2 separate regions of the Homo sapiens genome follow, and region 2 is linked to region 1. The links are chromatin loops, found by intact Hi-C in ENCODE. Cell type or tissue: heart right ventricle. All regions are shown on one strand.

Region 1 (8,000 bases):
CCAAAAAGTAAATACACCCCTTCAGGTAACTCTAGAAAGGGTGAATAAGTTGGGTGATGAAACTCATCTGTGTATGCAACATTTTATTTTTTCAAAGGAAAAAAAAGGAAGTAAAGAAAGAAGAAATGGATGAAAGGAGAAAGACAGGAAGAAAAGGAATGATCTAAAGTAAATACAGTAAAATGCTAATATTTTAAAAATCTAGGTTGTATGAGCAAGAATTTTTAAAAATTATTTTTAATGTTTTTTCTATAAGTAAAAATATCTTATATTAAAAGACAAAAAGATGAAACTACCTATTTTTTGAAAATACCTATTTTTGTAATGATTGTGATTATGTGTTTTATATGTAATATACATCATGTAATGAGATATATGTATATCACAGTGGATATTAATATTACATATATACTTAGAAGATATATATCATTTACACCAAGTATATCAGTATATAAAAAGTGCAGTTTTTTGATCCTATATTTATTTCCATAAAGGTTAATGATTTTTACCCAAATTTATCTCTTTCTTTCAAGGATTCAAACTACTGCAACTTTTGTAAGTTCTTAAAAAGACACCAGAAATAAACTAGACAGGGTTTGCAAGCTTTGGAAAGTCCTCCAGTGTGGGGCAGGACCACACTGGTCACCAAAAAATAGCAGCTCTGGGCTGGATGCCTGGGCCTGAAACCCAGCTCCACTGCCTGTTAGCTGTATGGCTTCTGGCAAGTCCCTTCACCTCCCCACACTTTAGTTTTGCATGTGTAAAATAGCTGTGTGATGGTATTTACCTCAAAGATTGTTATAAAGATTAAATTAATATATTAAACTTGGAATATGGCCTGGCACATAGTAAATACTATCTATATATTATTGGTAATTTTAATTTTATTTATTATCATTATTATCATTATTTTTATTTGAGGCAGGGTCTTGCTCTGTTGCCCAGGCTGGAGTAGAATGGTGCAATCACAGCTCACTGCAGCCAAGTCCTCCCAGGCTCAAGTGTTCCTCCCATCTCAACCTCCCAAGTAGCTGGGACCACAGGTATGTTCCATTAAAGTGGGCTAATTTTTGTATTTTTTGTAGAGATGGGGTTTTGCCATGTGGCCCAGGTTGGTCTCAAACTCCTAGGCCCAAGTGATCCTCCCACCTCAGCCTCTCAAAGTGCTAGGATTACAGGTGCTGGTAATTTTAAAATAATAATTAAAAAAAAATCCACAAAGTGAATTTATTTTCACAAATTTAGAGAGATATTCACATATTACTTGTGTTGGACAGTCAGTGGCTACTGATGCATTAGATAGTATTTAATGGATAAAGAGTGTTGTCCTCCAGCACTTTGGGAGGCCGAGGCGGGTGGATCATGAGGTCAAGAGATCGAGACCATCCTGGCTAACACGGTGAAACCCTGTCTTTACTAAAAATACAAAAAAAAAAAAAAAAAAAAAATTAGCCGGGCGTGGTGGCGGGCGCCTGTAGTCCCAGCTACTCGGAGCTACTCGGGAGGCTGAGGCAGGAGAATGGCGTGAACCTGGGAGGTGGAGTTTGCAGTAAGCTGAGATCGCGCCACTGCATTCCAGCCCGGGCGACAGAGCGAGACTCCGTCTCAAAAAAAAAAAAAAAAAAAAAGAGTGTTGTCCAAAAGAATACCAGAATGGCTAAAGAGTAGAAAGGAAAGTTTTCCTGGTGATAACTGTTTGTAAACGAGGAAGAGATAGTTTCCCACACATGCCAAAGTTGCTCTCTTCAAGGAGGGAAAGGGCAGTTGGCTTTTATGCCTCACAGGGCCCATATCACGCAATAGAGTCTTAGATATTCCATGGTCTTTAGGGAAAAGCCTAATTTATGAGGGGAGCTGAGCACATATGCAATGAGTAAACTTGTATGTAATATACATCTCAGGTTCAATTTCTGATGGGGTTTTAGCTTTAAAGTAAAGTGGAATTTGGCTGTTTGCATCAAAAGATGGACCATAGGACACAAAGACAGTTTGTGCACCATCTCTATAATCAGGCTGAAACTGGCTTAAGTCTGCAGCTGCCTGTCAGGAAAGGGTGTTTGTCAGGCTGGTCCTCTGTCCATTCGCAGTTGTTGTGGTCTGGACTGTAATTCAGCGTTAAGACAGGTTTGATCATTCATCTGATAGCTCCTATTGTTAGGCAGTTTAGCAAGCATGTGGTTTTTCTTGTAGCCATAGGAATTTAGGGAGTTGTCATGTCAGTCAATTCCTGAACCCTCAACCTATTGGTATAGGTAATGTTGCTTCTTTAACCTTGCAGTCCCTCTTAGTTGATAAAGGGGCATTTATTTTGGTCTCTGAAATCACAAGAGAAGCACTCCCACAAACAGCTCCAATGCTTCTTCCAGCCTTGCTCCTCCTGAATTCTCACGTTTTCCGCTGGGAGCCGGGTCTGCTGAGCTGCCAACCTACTGCCATGGTGCAATTTACCATCTGTGTCAGCTCATCGTGTCAGGTTAAGGTGGAAACGAATAGCAATACCTACTCTCTTTGTTGTTAAAAATAGGGAAATCATTCCTTCCTGGAGGTTAAATAAGACCAAGTAGTGAAGCAGTCAGCACATTGCAGAGTGGTACACACATGGCGGGGTCTGGTGTTTGAATCACCACCTCTTTGTCTGGAGACCTTGTCCTTTTATTTTCCTTGCCTGCTTTTTATCTCATCTTTCCAATAAAGGAAATGAAGGGTGTGATGTTCCCCTTCCTGTGTCCATGTGATCTCATTGTTCATTTCCCACCTATGGGGACTGTAGTGGGGTGGGGGGATGGGGGAGGGATAGCATTGGGAGATATACCTAATGCTAGATGACGAGTTAGTGGGTGCAGCACACCAGCATGGCACATGTATACGTATGTAACTAACCTGCACAATGTGCACATGTACCCTAAAACTTAAAGTATAATAATAAATAAAAAAAAAAAGGAAATGAAGGGAAATAACATGAGAAGACAAGAAAAGAGATGAAAACAAAAAAGGAAAAGAGAAGAAGAGACACGACTCAGTGATGTTTTCCAGAATGGGCTGCAAGGCCAGAGGTGTGCTGGTGGGTTTGAGCAGTATTAGTAGGCAGTTGGCTCAGAACATGGTCCAGTGACAACATTCACATGTTGCTAAAGCGCCTCCTTAGGAGAAAGCAGTTACTTTCTGGCTTGTATTTTGCTTGCATTGTGTGGGGTCTACCAGATGAGAGGTGGACACCACGAGCTCTGCTTCCACAGCCCCCAAGTCTGTTCTCTGAATTCCTGTTAATCAAAGACTCAAAAATATCACTCTGAAGGTCAGATTCTTCTTAGCCTGCATGAGGAGCCTACTATATCTTAGCTAAGCCCTAGATCCAATAATGTATAAAAGCAATTAAATCACATGAAGACCTTTGAATGGTTCTCATCCTATTTGGAGAAACGGAAAAGTACATGGTGACCTTAGTACAGAGTGGGGCTGCAAGCATTCTTTGAAAGTACCCAGAGGAGGGTCACACTCTCTGGAGGTGTGGGAGTTCCAGCCCAAATCATAGGCAGAAAGCCTGACATTTTACAAATGCACTGAGTCACTCCATAATGTTCTGTGAACTTTCTTTTTGAATTTTCTGGATTGGCTCTCTACAGTTCCTAAATTAACAACCAACAAGCTAGCTTTCTCATTCCCCTTTTGCTGAAGGCATCCAGTCTCATTATGTCTATTTATAACAACATAAAATCCTTCTGTGAATGAGACTAATAATATAAAATGTATCAAAGTCATGTCCAAGGACTGCAGGGCATATTAATTTGCTTCCATGGGTTTTAACTTGGCAGTTCCCATTAACATTAATGGGATTATTAGGTTAAAATGCAACATAATGAACAAAGAATAGTTATTAGAACAGGCCTAAACAATTCATGTAAGAAACAAAAATTCCATAATAATGCAGATTACATGTACATATTAAAATAGCATTATGATATCATGGAAGAGAACTTTTGTTATTCAAGAATGTGTTCACAAAGTTGGAATGCATGCTGGATCCTAACTGGTCACCAAGCCCTGTGATTGTAATAATGTGAGCCTCCTACCCTTTGTGGTGGTTATTGCTAAGGGGAAACTCTTTCAGTCCCAAGGAGAGCTCATTAACAATAACATCTGTTATTCATTACTACCAAAATGAAAGCTTTGTTTTCAGAAGATGAAACTCCAAGCAGAATGATGCTAAGATAGGTAAAATTTGTCTGCAAACTAAATTATTTCCAGACAAATCAATCTCTGACAAAAATTATATCCTGGCAATATATCAATAAAGATTACTCGTGCAGTTAGAAGCAATGCAAAAATAGCTTATAAAAATGTGCTTCTCCCTGAGTGCCTACCTTATTTTTTTTTTAAATTGGAACTGCACAATTAGAGTCCAGAATAATAGAAATATATATAAATATATCTATTCACACACATGTGTACATATACACATACACTCATATATATACACATATATATACACACACATACATACATATATATAAAGTCTATTTTTCTATCTATCTGTATTAGTTTATTAAGGTGGTCATGACAAACTGCCACAGACTGGGTGGCATAAATAATACAAATTCATTTTCTTACAATTCCAGAGGCTGGAAGTTCAAGATCAAAATGTTGACAGGTTTGGTTCTCCTGAGGCCTCTCTTTGGCTTACAAATGCTACTTCTCACTCTGTCATGTGGCCTTTCATCTGTGTGTGCTCATTCCTGAGGTCTCTTCTTCTTACAAGGACACTAGTCCTATTGGATTAGGGCCCACACGAATGACCTCATTTTAACTTACTCGCCTGTTTAAAGACCCTATCTCCAGATACAAACACATCCTGAGGTGGTGCAGGTTAGTACGTCTGCTTGTAAATTTTGGGTGGGAGCACAATTCAGTCTGTAACCAACTATCTGATTTCTCTCTCTTCTCTCTCTCTCTCTCTGTCTCTCTCTCTCCCCCTTTCATTTGCCTAGTTTTCAAACCTGTTGTTCTTAAACCTGGAGTGCTATAAAGTTGATAGTTTTTTAAAAATAAAATTAATATATATTTGAAAACTGCTGACTGCATTTTCATCCTGACCCGTCTTGCTTCCAACAATGGAAACCAGTCACTTTCCCATCTGTAAGGCAGAGTTTCCAATTTCTACTCTGGGATTATTGTGGGTATTTAATAATTTAATGAAAACACCTAATTCTGGTCCACAGATAGTCATCCATGCTTGCCAGTTTCTTTACTTTTATATGTACTGTTCATTTAGATTAAAGCAAAGGGAAAACAATTCCACTGATTGTCAAATACAACTTTAAATTTACATTGTATGGGAAAATTTTCCAGATGACTGAAAGAGCCAGTTTACATTCAGCAACAGTTACAGACATTCTTAAAAATGAAGGAATAATTTGTGCAGACCATAGGAAAATTGGTGATAATCTGACAAAACCATAACAAAATCTTGTTTGTAACAACATATTTTACTCCATTATAGAAACCACATATACAAGCCACTGTTGGAAATAGTTTGTCTTGTTATAATCAGGGTTTTATTTAATTCAAGCCACTCATTTATACATGCATCACCTGACATATTTTGCCTTCAAGGTAAAAATAAAGCAATGAGAAAACCGTCTACTTTTATCCACATGTAAGCTTTAAATCTAGAAAGATAGCATAGTGACTCTAGAGGTGACAGTGCAGTTGGTGAAAGAGCCAGACATCCAGGGTACAAGTCTTGACTTTTCAATTTACTGGTGTAGTGACATTGAGCAAGTTTACTTCTCTGTGTTTCGATTTCTTCATGCATTCGAAGAAAGAACATTCAACTTATGCATATGCAAACGCTTAGACAATAGGTAGTATTGCACATGCTCTACTTACTGTGAGTCCAGTTCAAGGAAAAAGAACCTAAATCCTGCTGAGTAATGCTTGGTCTATTTCTTTTAAGTAACATTTTAAATCATCATCACCTAATCATTTGTTTCTTTTCAAAATTTGTTTTATAATATATTAAAAATAACGATTTATATTCATTTCAGAAATTATAGATTTTACCAAAAATATTGGAACTAGAGAAATTCCTCATAAATTCCATAACTCAAAGATAATAACTGTTAACATCCTTGCCAATCTTTTTGTACATGTAGTCGCACATGCCAAAGCATATTTTAAATAAATAGAAGTATTCAATATATATTAGGTTATCTACTCATTTTGCATGTTCGAGGTTATTTGTACTAATACAATCATTATAATATGTGTTCTCTATGAGTTAAAGGTTGATATACTGTACTGGCTTTATTTTTAAAAATAAATGTACAATTTTATTCTAATAATAAAATGTTCAATGACAAATATTCATTGAGAATTAGTATGTGTTAGGAGCTGAAGATAAAACACACAAATAAACATGAATGAGATATGAAGCCATGAGGGAACAGAGAGGGAGATGACTTAAGAGCTGGAAGATGGCTTTCAGGAGCTCCATAGGACTCCTCTAGGCAAATGGTGGGTGGAATTGGAGGAATGGAAGAGGAGAATGGATTGCGGGGAATAGAGCCCAAAAGCAAAGGAAACAGCAAGGAGTTCTCTGGCCACCATGGATCCCAGTGTTGGTGGCTGGAGCTGAGACTGCCGTGGTCTCCTGGATCAGAAAAGATCCCCAAACCACTGTGTGAGGAGCCTGGATGTCATGTGAGGTCCCAGGGGGCAGCTATGACACAAGTCAGGGCAGTCAAATTAAAGAAAGTTTCTTTTAAGTATTTTATTTTATTTTCAAATTTGCAAAATTGTATATATTTATTGTGTACAACATGATGCTTTACTATCTCATATATATGTGTGTATATATATATATACATATATATATGAATGGCTGAATCAAGCTAGTTAAGCATTACCTCACAGTTATTTTTGTAGTAAGAACACTTGAAATCTACTATTTTAGCATTTTTTCAAGAGTACAATATGGTATGTTGTTGTTAACTTAGTAACCATGTTATACAATAGATCTCATGAACTTATTCTTCCTATCTAGCTGAAATTTTGTATTATTTGACCAATGTCTTTCCAATCATCCCTCCCCATTGCCCCAGCCCCTGGTCACCATCATTTTACTCTCCACTTATATAGTTCACCTTTTCAAGATTTCATATGCGAGTGAAATCATGTAGCATTTTTCTTTCTATTACTGGCTTATTTCACTTAACATAATGTCCTTCAAGTTCATCCATGTTGTAGCAAATGATAAGATTTCATTCTTTTTTATGGTCAACCAGTCTTTCATTGTCCACATATACCATGTTTTCTTTATCCATTCCTCCACTGATGGACACTTAGATTGAGTCCATCTCTTGACTGTTTGTGCCCTCACAAAATTAATATGTTGAAATCCCGCTACTCAATGGTTTTAGGACGTAGAGCCTTTGGGAGGTAACTAGGTCACGAGGACTCTGCCCTTCCGAATAGGATTAGTGCCCGTATAAAAGAGGGTGAAGAGAGCATCTTACCTCTCTCAACATGTAAGGACAAAAGAGGAGAAGGTGCTATCTATAAGGAACCAAGCACTTGCCAGACAGTCAATCTGCTGATGCCTTGATCTTAGACTTCCCAGCCTCCAGAACTGTGAGAAATAAATTTCTTTTGTTTATAAGTCACCTGATTAAAGGTATTTTTGTTATAGTATCTCAGAATAGACTAATACACAAGTACATAGAAATAGAATTGATTTTTGTATATTGATTTTGGATCCTTTAGGCTTATTGAATATATTCATTTGTTCTAATGATTTTTTAGTGGATTTCTTAGGATTTTCCATATACAAGAAAATAGAGATAGTAGCAAATAGAGATGGTTTTACTTCTTCTGTTCCTCTCTAGTTGCCTTTTATTTCTTTTTCTTTCCTGATTGCCTTTGCTATACTCTCCAATATAGTTTTAAGTAGAAATGGTGAGAGTGGACATTCCTTTCTTGTTCTTGATCTTACAGTTCCAGTC
Region 2 (8,000 bases), 140 kb after region 1:
CTCCAAACCATAAAATCCTGTTCGTTTTTGTTTTGTTTTGTTTTTTATAACCCAGTATAATGTGGCTTACTTTCCACCCTGACTCAGGTATGGCATTGCATGACAGGTAGCAGACACCCTTATCTTAACTCAAGCATTCGTTTCCACTGACTTCACGTGTTTTAGACAAAGCCTAACTCTTTCAAGCAATTGTCAAGTAAAGAATCCCTAAAGCCTACCTATGACTTGCAAGCTCTCACTTGAACATGTTCCACCTTCTTGGGCTGAACAAATGTATGCCTTCCATGTATTGATTTATGATTTTACCTGCAAGTTTGTCTGCCTGAAATGTATAAATCCAAACTGTAACCTGACTGCATTGGGCACATCTTTTTAGGACCTCTTGAGGCTGTGTATCCCTGGGCCACAGTGACTCCTATTGGCTCACAATAAACCTCTTTAAAATATTTCACAGTTTGTTTTTCTCCACTAAAATCATAAAATCATGCTTATCCTAGATGGAGAAATTAGAACAAAGGAGAAATTGATTTCAATGCCAGGAGCTGGAATCCATTTCCTATTCAAATGCTTTTTATCCCTGGGAATACGTTGTTTTACTTCCCTCAGCTGTCCACCTGAGGGGCAGATGTTGAAATGCAAATCAGTGGGCAGGGAAGAGAGACTTTCCTGTTTCCTGCTTTTAAGTGCTGATATCCTTTGCCTTGTTTCTGTAGCAAAGCTCTCCTTAAAGGAAGGATTACGTCTGTTCACTGTTCCCTACTTTAATATATCCTGGGAGGGATGCTGTTTTACCTCTTGGAAAAAAAAAATTAACCATTTGTGTAACATTAAAGCTTGAGCCATTGTAAAGATAGTATACACTAGAATCTTTACTGACTTTTAAGAAAATTAGTCCTCAGTGTCACTAATGTGTCCTCTCCCTTATGTCATCACTGTTAAGATGTTGTCAATAGAATAAACTTATATATAGTGACTGTGAGAGGACAGTCATGGGCTATCCAAAATTCAATCAGATATCATGTAGCCCTGAGAATATAGAAGAATGATAGGTTTCACTGTGTTCAAAAATCTTTAGACTCAGGATGAAAAACATTTCTACTTCGTAAGAGCTAAAGAAATGTAAAATTCAACCAATCATAACATGAGTGGCAGGTGCGCCCTGCTGTGGGTAGGTGACTGAAATCTGGGGCTATGTTCCACCTCCTTAGTCACTGGAATAGAAATATAAATAGAAGTCAGCATGTCCCATCAGAGTTACATAAAATGGTCTAGTCACAATTTTTTACTTTTAATTAAATGCAATTAACTAGATTGTTGTTACTTTTGTAACTGGATCCTTCTCTTTTAAAAATGAAAACATATACAATTAAGAATAGATGAATTTAAAAGAATCAAAATCAGTTAAGATCTCTTCAGATCAGAAAGAACTGGATGTTAGTTAGCATTTTATAAAATCGTGATGTTTAAAAGAATTTAGAAACCCTATCAAATACAATTTTAAAATATGTATTGAATAATCAGTTTAGATCTGTGAGTTGTAAGCTAATTATTAATGTATAGTACTGAGTTATATAATTAAACTTTGAGTATAAGATACATTTAAGTAAACATAAAGTATAAACCATATAAAATAAAAACTATAAGTTAAATTTATTAAATTTAAAACATTTAAGCTCTTGAGAAGAATATTTTTGGCTACAAAATTCAAATACATAAGCTAGAAACTAAACATGAAATTAAGTATAAAAAGATTTTAAAGGTGACTAACAAATTTTGTAAATGGAATCAAATATTGAAATGCTCATTTGAAGTGATTACTAAAATGTGCAAGATTTATAAATAGAATATTTTATAAATTGAATGTTACATATTAATAAATATCTAGCCTTTTGTGCCTTTAGCAACTGGAATACTAATTGTATAAAACAAAAATAAAGCTCTAATTACACTTCTCTGTACAAAATAATTTTCAGGGATAGTAAAATCACACATCAGCATATGTAAGAGACTGTTAATCCAAAAGAAGATATTTCTCCCTCTCAGAATTTGGGAGCAAACTCAGAAATATTCACCTTCTAAAAATTGTCTTATCAGAAGAAAGACTGTTTTGGCAAAGATATTTGCAAAGTTATTATAACAGACAATGCACAATAAACACTATGTGCCAGGAAGCAGGTTAAGATTGTCCAGATATTTATGAACATAAAGCCTCACAACAGTCCTATAGGGGTAGATATTATTCTTCTTCCCATGTAACAAATGGCAAACAAAAGCATAGTGTAGTTAAAGAAGTTTCCCAAAGACACACAGCTGCTGGGAAGTAGAACTGGCTTGCAAACTGTGGTCCTCAGCACCATCCAGTTCTGGTAGTAATGAAAGCACATCATATCACATCATTCCTTCATGGACATAGAGGTTTCTTTCATTGCCTTGAAGAGGACCAGACTCTTTACCTAGGTCTGGGACCAGAACGTCTCTTGGAATGCCCCAAGCTAGTACTCTTGTTCTGAATGACAGCAGGTAACCCTGCATGCTGAGTGTGGCAGGAGGTGCTCACAGGTGAGCTTTCTGCTGAATTGTTCCTGGCTTCTGGTTTCAAATCTCCAACTCCCCCCAGTAGAGATAACTGATAAGGTCTCTTCAGAAAGAGTTCTAAGATGCCCAGGCCAGCTGTAAGAACATCTCTTAATCTTGGCCTCAAGAGTGTGGTCTAAGGACAAATACCCTTGTGCATCTGGGAGAGGCTTTGGGGAGAGGGCTTGAGTAGTACACACAAGAGGCCCAGCAAGTGTGATATTCACTAGATGGGTCCCGGGGTTAGTTGTAGTTTGGAACCTAGAGGCCTGAGATCCAGAAAAGACAAGTTGAAATAGTGAGTTAATAGTTTTCTCAGTCTCTCCCAACCTTGTCCACAAATCAGAGTATTCATGATTTTCTTGAATTGGAATAAAAAGGCTTAAGGTTTCCACATATTCTTTGGGCTGTAACTTTCTCGGTGAAATGGAACCAAGAACTGGCTACAGTGAGATCAGGGAGCACTTATTTCTTTGAGACATGCAGACTTCCTGAGTCCTTGTGAATAAGAGAATGGAAGATTAAGCAAAGCAAAGTAAAGGCAAATGTGCATGAAAAGATGCATTTGCAATTGCATGACCGGGAAATTATGGCCGAATTGGAGACCGAATATTTTTTAAGTGTATAGGAAGTCTTCTAATGACATACACTTCCTTGGAATGGGTGCTAACCGTCTTCCCTGTATTCACTCATCCATTCATTCATTCATTTATTCATAGAACTTTACATGGGCCTTCTTCCAGGTAGAGGAAAGCTAGTTAGTCATTGGTATGATTCTTGCCTTGCAGGAAGAGTTGTAACAAACCTCTCTAGAGTATTGAAAACCCACATAATCCTCATGTACTGGGCCTCTAGATTACCTAACATAACATGGTACTTTTCTTAATAAGAATAAAGCAAAGTATAGCACCCTGTGTGCAAATAACTTAAATGTCTGCTCTGCAGAATAAACTTGGATATTCCGGCAGGCAGTTGGTGGGTACTGGCATGTGACCTCAGCCCCATATTTGCATTTTGCAGTGATGATGCAGTGATGCCTTCTCCACAGAATGGAATAAAGATTCCATGTCATCTGTTGTCTCAGAGTGAGTACCCTTGGATCAGGTTCACTGGAATAATAAATATCTATTTTCACAGTGATGAAAGCAAATGTCCAAGCCTGACAGCTTCCTCCAGTCTTGAGTGGGGCAATTTGTCCCTTACCCCCACCAGCTGTGGTAAGTGAGCCAATGGCTGTATGAGTATGTAGCATTATGCCGCATCTAAGAAAGTTAGAGCTGGGGCAGGTCATGTTCAAATATGCCATCAAATTCAGACAGGCTTGAAGTGGGACTCTGAGGCCAGAGTGGGGACAAGAATTTATACTGCAAAATAATAATTCATAGGTCAAAATGATATTCTAGCATGGTCACTACTAGTATTGGCAAGCTGTTGGCAAGGAATGGGCAATACATTTCCTGTGTTCCTGGGAATATGTTGTGTGTAGGGCTGGAGAAATTAACAGTCTCTGAGGAGAAGATGTATGGGGGTTGTTGAAGGTATGTTATGACATTTTTTTGTCTTAGTTTGCTGTGTGGGCATAAGGCCACCAGGTATGGAGCCCTTTTGAGGTATGGAGAAGAAGAGAGATGTTTACCAACATTCTTGAGAAAGGGAGAATGCGGAGTCGGATTATTTTCTGAGTTGTGTGTACTGCTTTTGGAATTTCCCTTTCCCCAAAACCTTCCCCACAGTGGAGATGGCTGTATTAACAGCCTCTTCCCTTAAATACTCTACTAGAAGGGATTCCTCTACAGGATTCCACAGGGCAAGGCTCTGTGCTGTGTGAGCCAATTGGAACACTGAGGAGGATGTGAGTGGGTGTGTTGCATGAGTTCCTGAATGTCAGAGATTTTTGACTCACTCAATCCTGCACCCTGCTGGACAGAGTACCTGCCAGAAAGTATTCAAGCAATAAATAAACACGGAAGCCTTTGCGGGGGAGACATTTGTTCTTCTAGCCATGTCTCTATAAGGAGGAAAACATAAACATGCTTCCCATTTCAATCCATGCAGAGTCTTCACTCTTTTCTCCACATTTACCTGAATCCCATTGACTCATTTTTAGATCAGAAAGTTAATTAATCATTGGGGACACTTGAGCATGGAGTCTGTGATTAAGAGCCACAGACTATATTTTTCTATTTCTCTATTTTCCCAATTTCTATGCCACCTTTCTTTATTATCAGTCCATTTAGGAATAGGATTCTTTGTATATGTGAAGATTCTCAGGAGCTAGTTTCTGACTGAGAGATGTCAAGCAGATCTAATGAGAATACCAGTTTTTGCACACTGGCTCTGCAGTAATGCAAAGTGATATAATATTAGGTGCAGCACAGAGAATGAGGAAGCAATGTATTCACATTGCTGAGTGAGTGCTAGATGAGCCTGGCTCTCCAGTATAATTTCCTTCTCATATTGGAATAGGGGCTATGTGTTGCATGGGCTGACAGCTCCATTGGAGTGGGACAACCACACAAGATATGGAGCATTTATTATTGAAGCAATATTCCATGTTGGGTCCTATATCCATTTATACATAAAATAAATGATGGCTGACAAGATTTATATCTTATTGCTAAGGGAAATGATAACATTTCGAAGATCAACATTTTCATATGCAACATACATCAATGCCAGAGTTAGTGAGTGTTAATTATTAGTTCATTCTTTTTCCTCTTCCATACATATTTATCATGGCCTTTAGGGATGCAGTCATTTTTAGCTATGCAGAAAGGCAGATCACTTTCTTCTTGATACCACCATCATAACTGTGAAGCCCTGCTATATTTTCATAATACCTATTCATTTTTTTTGTTTTATTACCTATTTCTGGTTTTTCAACTTTTGTTTTGGAACCAGAGGGTGCATACGCAGGTTTTTTAGGCAGGCATATTGTGTGGTGCTGAAGTTTTGAGTACAATTTAATCTGCCCCTCCAGGTGGTGAACATGCTACCAAATAATTAGTTTTTTTTTCCAACCATTACACCCTCTCTCCTCTCCTCCCTTTCTTGTATTCCCCAGCGTCTATTATTCCCATGTTTATGTTCATCTATGCTCAATGTTTTGCTCTTACTTATAAGTGAAAACTTGTGGTATTCGGTTTTCTGTTTCTCCACTAATTTGCTTAGGATACTGGTTTTCGCTGCATGCATGTTGCTGCAAAGAACATGATTTTGTTCTTTTTTATGACTTCATAGTATTTCATGGTGTATATGTACCACATTTTATTAATCCAATTCACCGTTGATGGGTACCTGGGTTCAATCCATGTCTTTGCTATTGTGAATAGCACTGCAATGAACATATAAGTGCATGTGTCTTTTTGGTAGAATGATTTATTTTCCTTTGTGTATATACCCAGTAGTGAGATTGAGGAGGTAGTCCAAATTTCAAGTGGTAGCCCAATTTCAGTTCTTTCAGAAATCTCCAAACTACTTTCTACAGTGACTGAACTAATTTACATTCTCACCAACAGCTTTTAAGCATACCTTTTTCTCCACAACCTCACCAATATCTGTTAATGTTTGACTCTTAGTATGTTTTTTGTTGAACATGGTTATGTTTTCCTTCCTCTGAAATTTTATTAAGAATATGTTGCTCTCATATACACTATTTTGACATTTTTAGACTTAACATGCTTGTATATTAGTTACAAAACGTCTTGCTCTTCTTTAGAAGACATTGTATTTTAAAGCAAAAGAAAAAAAGGGCAGCAAATCTTCTGTAATCACAGAGATATTATTTTAATGTGGTGCCTTTTGATATATCAGAGTAATAGGTTTTCTTTCCAAAACAATAACAAAAAAAGCTTTTGAGGAAGGAAAAAAGTGATCTTGTTTATTAAAAAACCTTGACTTTGAAACTTTAAACATTTTTATTGCTTCCATGTACAAAGACCACAAAGCTCCTAAGAGGCAGGCTCCAAAGGTCACTTATAGTGTTTTGCTACTGAAGTAGAATTCCACCTTATAATATCCACGAGTCTTCATTTTTACACTGAAAAAAGGAGTTCAAAATTTAGGAACTAGCACAGCCTGTTCTTGAACTGTGCTTGTTATTGGAAATACTTAACTCAAAAACAAATCATTTATTTGAAACTTTCCCTACTAGTTCTAACTCTACCATAGAGTCAGTTCTCTGTTCTTTATTTCCAAATATGTTCTCTAGACATTTGAAGAAAGGCATCATAAGGTTTCTAAAATAATCTTTCCTGTGATATGTAGTCTAAATATCATCTTTCCTTTAATACTTATTCAGTGGCTTTATTACATTTCAGGATTTCATGCTGGTTCCTGAAGACATGGATGTGAAGGAAAGAGCTTTTGTGTACATAGCCCACTGGGAAAGATGCTCAAAAAAAAAAAAAGAATGTTGTAGCAGAGTGATAACTCTGTGGGTGTGTAGCTGTATTTTAAAGTGGTAAACAAGCCTTAGCTTGGAATGGACACTTTACATGAAAACATGATTTCCTTAAAGTGAACTGGCAAACATGTTTTTTCAAAGCAGTTGAATAGTTGTTTTCTTTTCAAAATGGTTAAATTTGTACACAAGTTTATCTCAGTACTGATAAGTATATCACTCTTGGTAAATACATGTTGTTTGCATTTATGCCTGCCTCACCCCAGAGAGATAAACACATTCCCTACACTGAAAGTTGTAAATATGTTTTTTAAAATACTGAACAACCTAGAATGTACCGATAAAGAATGGTATATGTAGTAAGCAACTTGTATAACCAATGACATAATGGCTGATGTTATTCAGAATGTGGCTGAGAAACTGAGCAGATATAATGGGAAGATTTCCAGGTAGGATAAAAGTACACTTCTCCAAACCACCGCATCAAAGCCTTGCCTCTTTTCTGAGTGCATAGTTAGTTTAACACTGTCAAACGCATAACAAATATTTACCACATGGCAGGGAGGACTGTGTTTCACTAAAGATTGTGACAGATAGTGCCAGCTGAGAGTGAATGGCAGTCAGGGCACTGACAGACTGGACATCTTGGTTTCTACCTTCTTTCCTCTCTTGTTCATACTTGCCACTTAGTTAGTTACAGGAAATAAGTAGGATTTGCCTAAGCCAGGTGGTATTTGTGTGCAATTTATTTTAGTATTGTCTACTCAGTGATTTCTCAAGCACAAGCCTTTATTAGCTCCTGAGGTGTGGCTCCTACGAAGAGCACAGAAGAGAAGAAATTTTCAATTTGTTGGCATCTCATAACAGCTTCAAAACACATAAAGTATAAAAGATCAGAACTACCATGAGAAGTTCAGAAAACATAGTAGCAGATATTGATTTCACTCTCAGTGATTGATAGTATAGAAAGAAAAAGTCATTAAAGTTTTAGAAGAATTGAAGAATGTAATTAATATGTATGTAT

Evidence for each region. Hi-C counts contacts between places; a loop is a spot of excess contacts. Peaks named below come from ENCODE experiments on the same cell type or tissue, not always from the same donor. Only the 100,000 strongest peaks of a DNase experiment are listed, where the experiment ranks them.
Region 2: it touches region 1 in a loop (2.6-fold over the local background); 11 of 110 quality-filtered maps call a loop at or near these places.

Annotation. Positions count from the first base shown.
Region 1 is chr7:49,620,875-49,628,874 of GRCh38, reverse strand. No RefSeq gene overlaps it. Among named protein-coding and RNA genes, the nearest start is that of VWC2, 150 kb to the left of the region's middle. In heart right ventricle, no CTCF peak of the experiment used is centred here; no DNase peak of the experiment used is centred here; H3K27ac peaks cover 4,447 bases.
Region 2 is chr7:49,479,814-49,487,813 of GRCh38, reverse strand. No RefSeq gene overlaps it. Among named protein-coding and RNA genes, the nearest start is that of VWC2, 290 kb to the left of the region's middle. RefSeq lists an enhancer at 424-925. In heart right ventricle, CTCF peaks have their summits at 407 and 4,498; no DNase peak of the experiment used is centred here.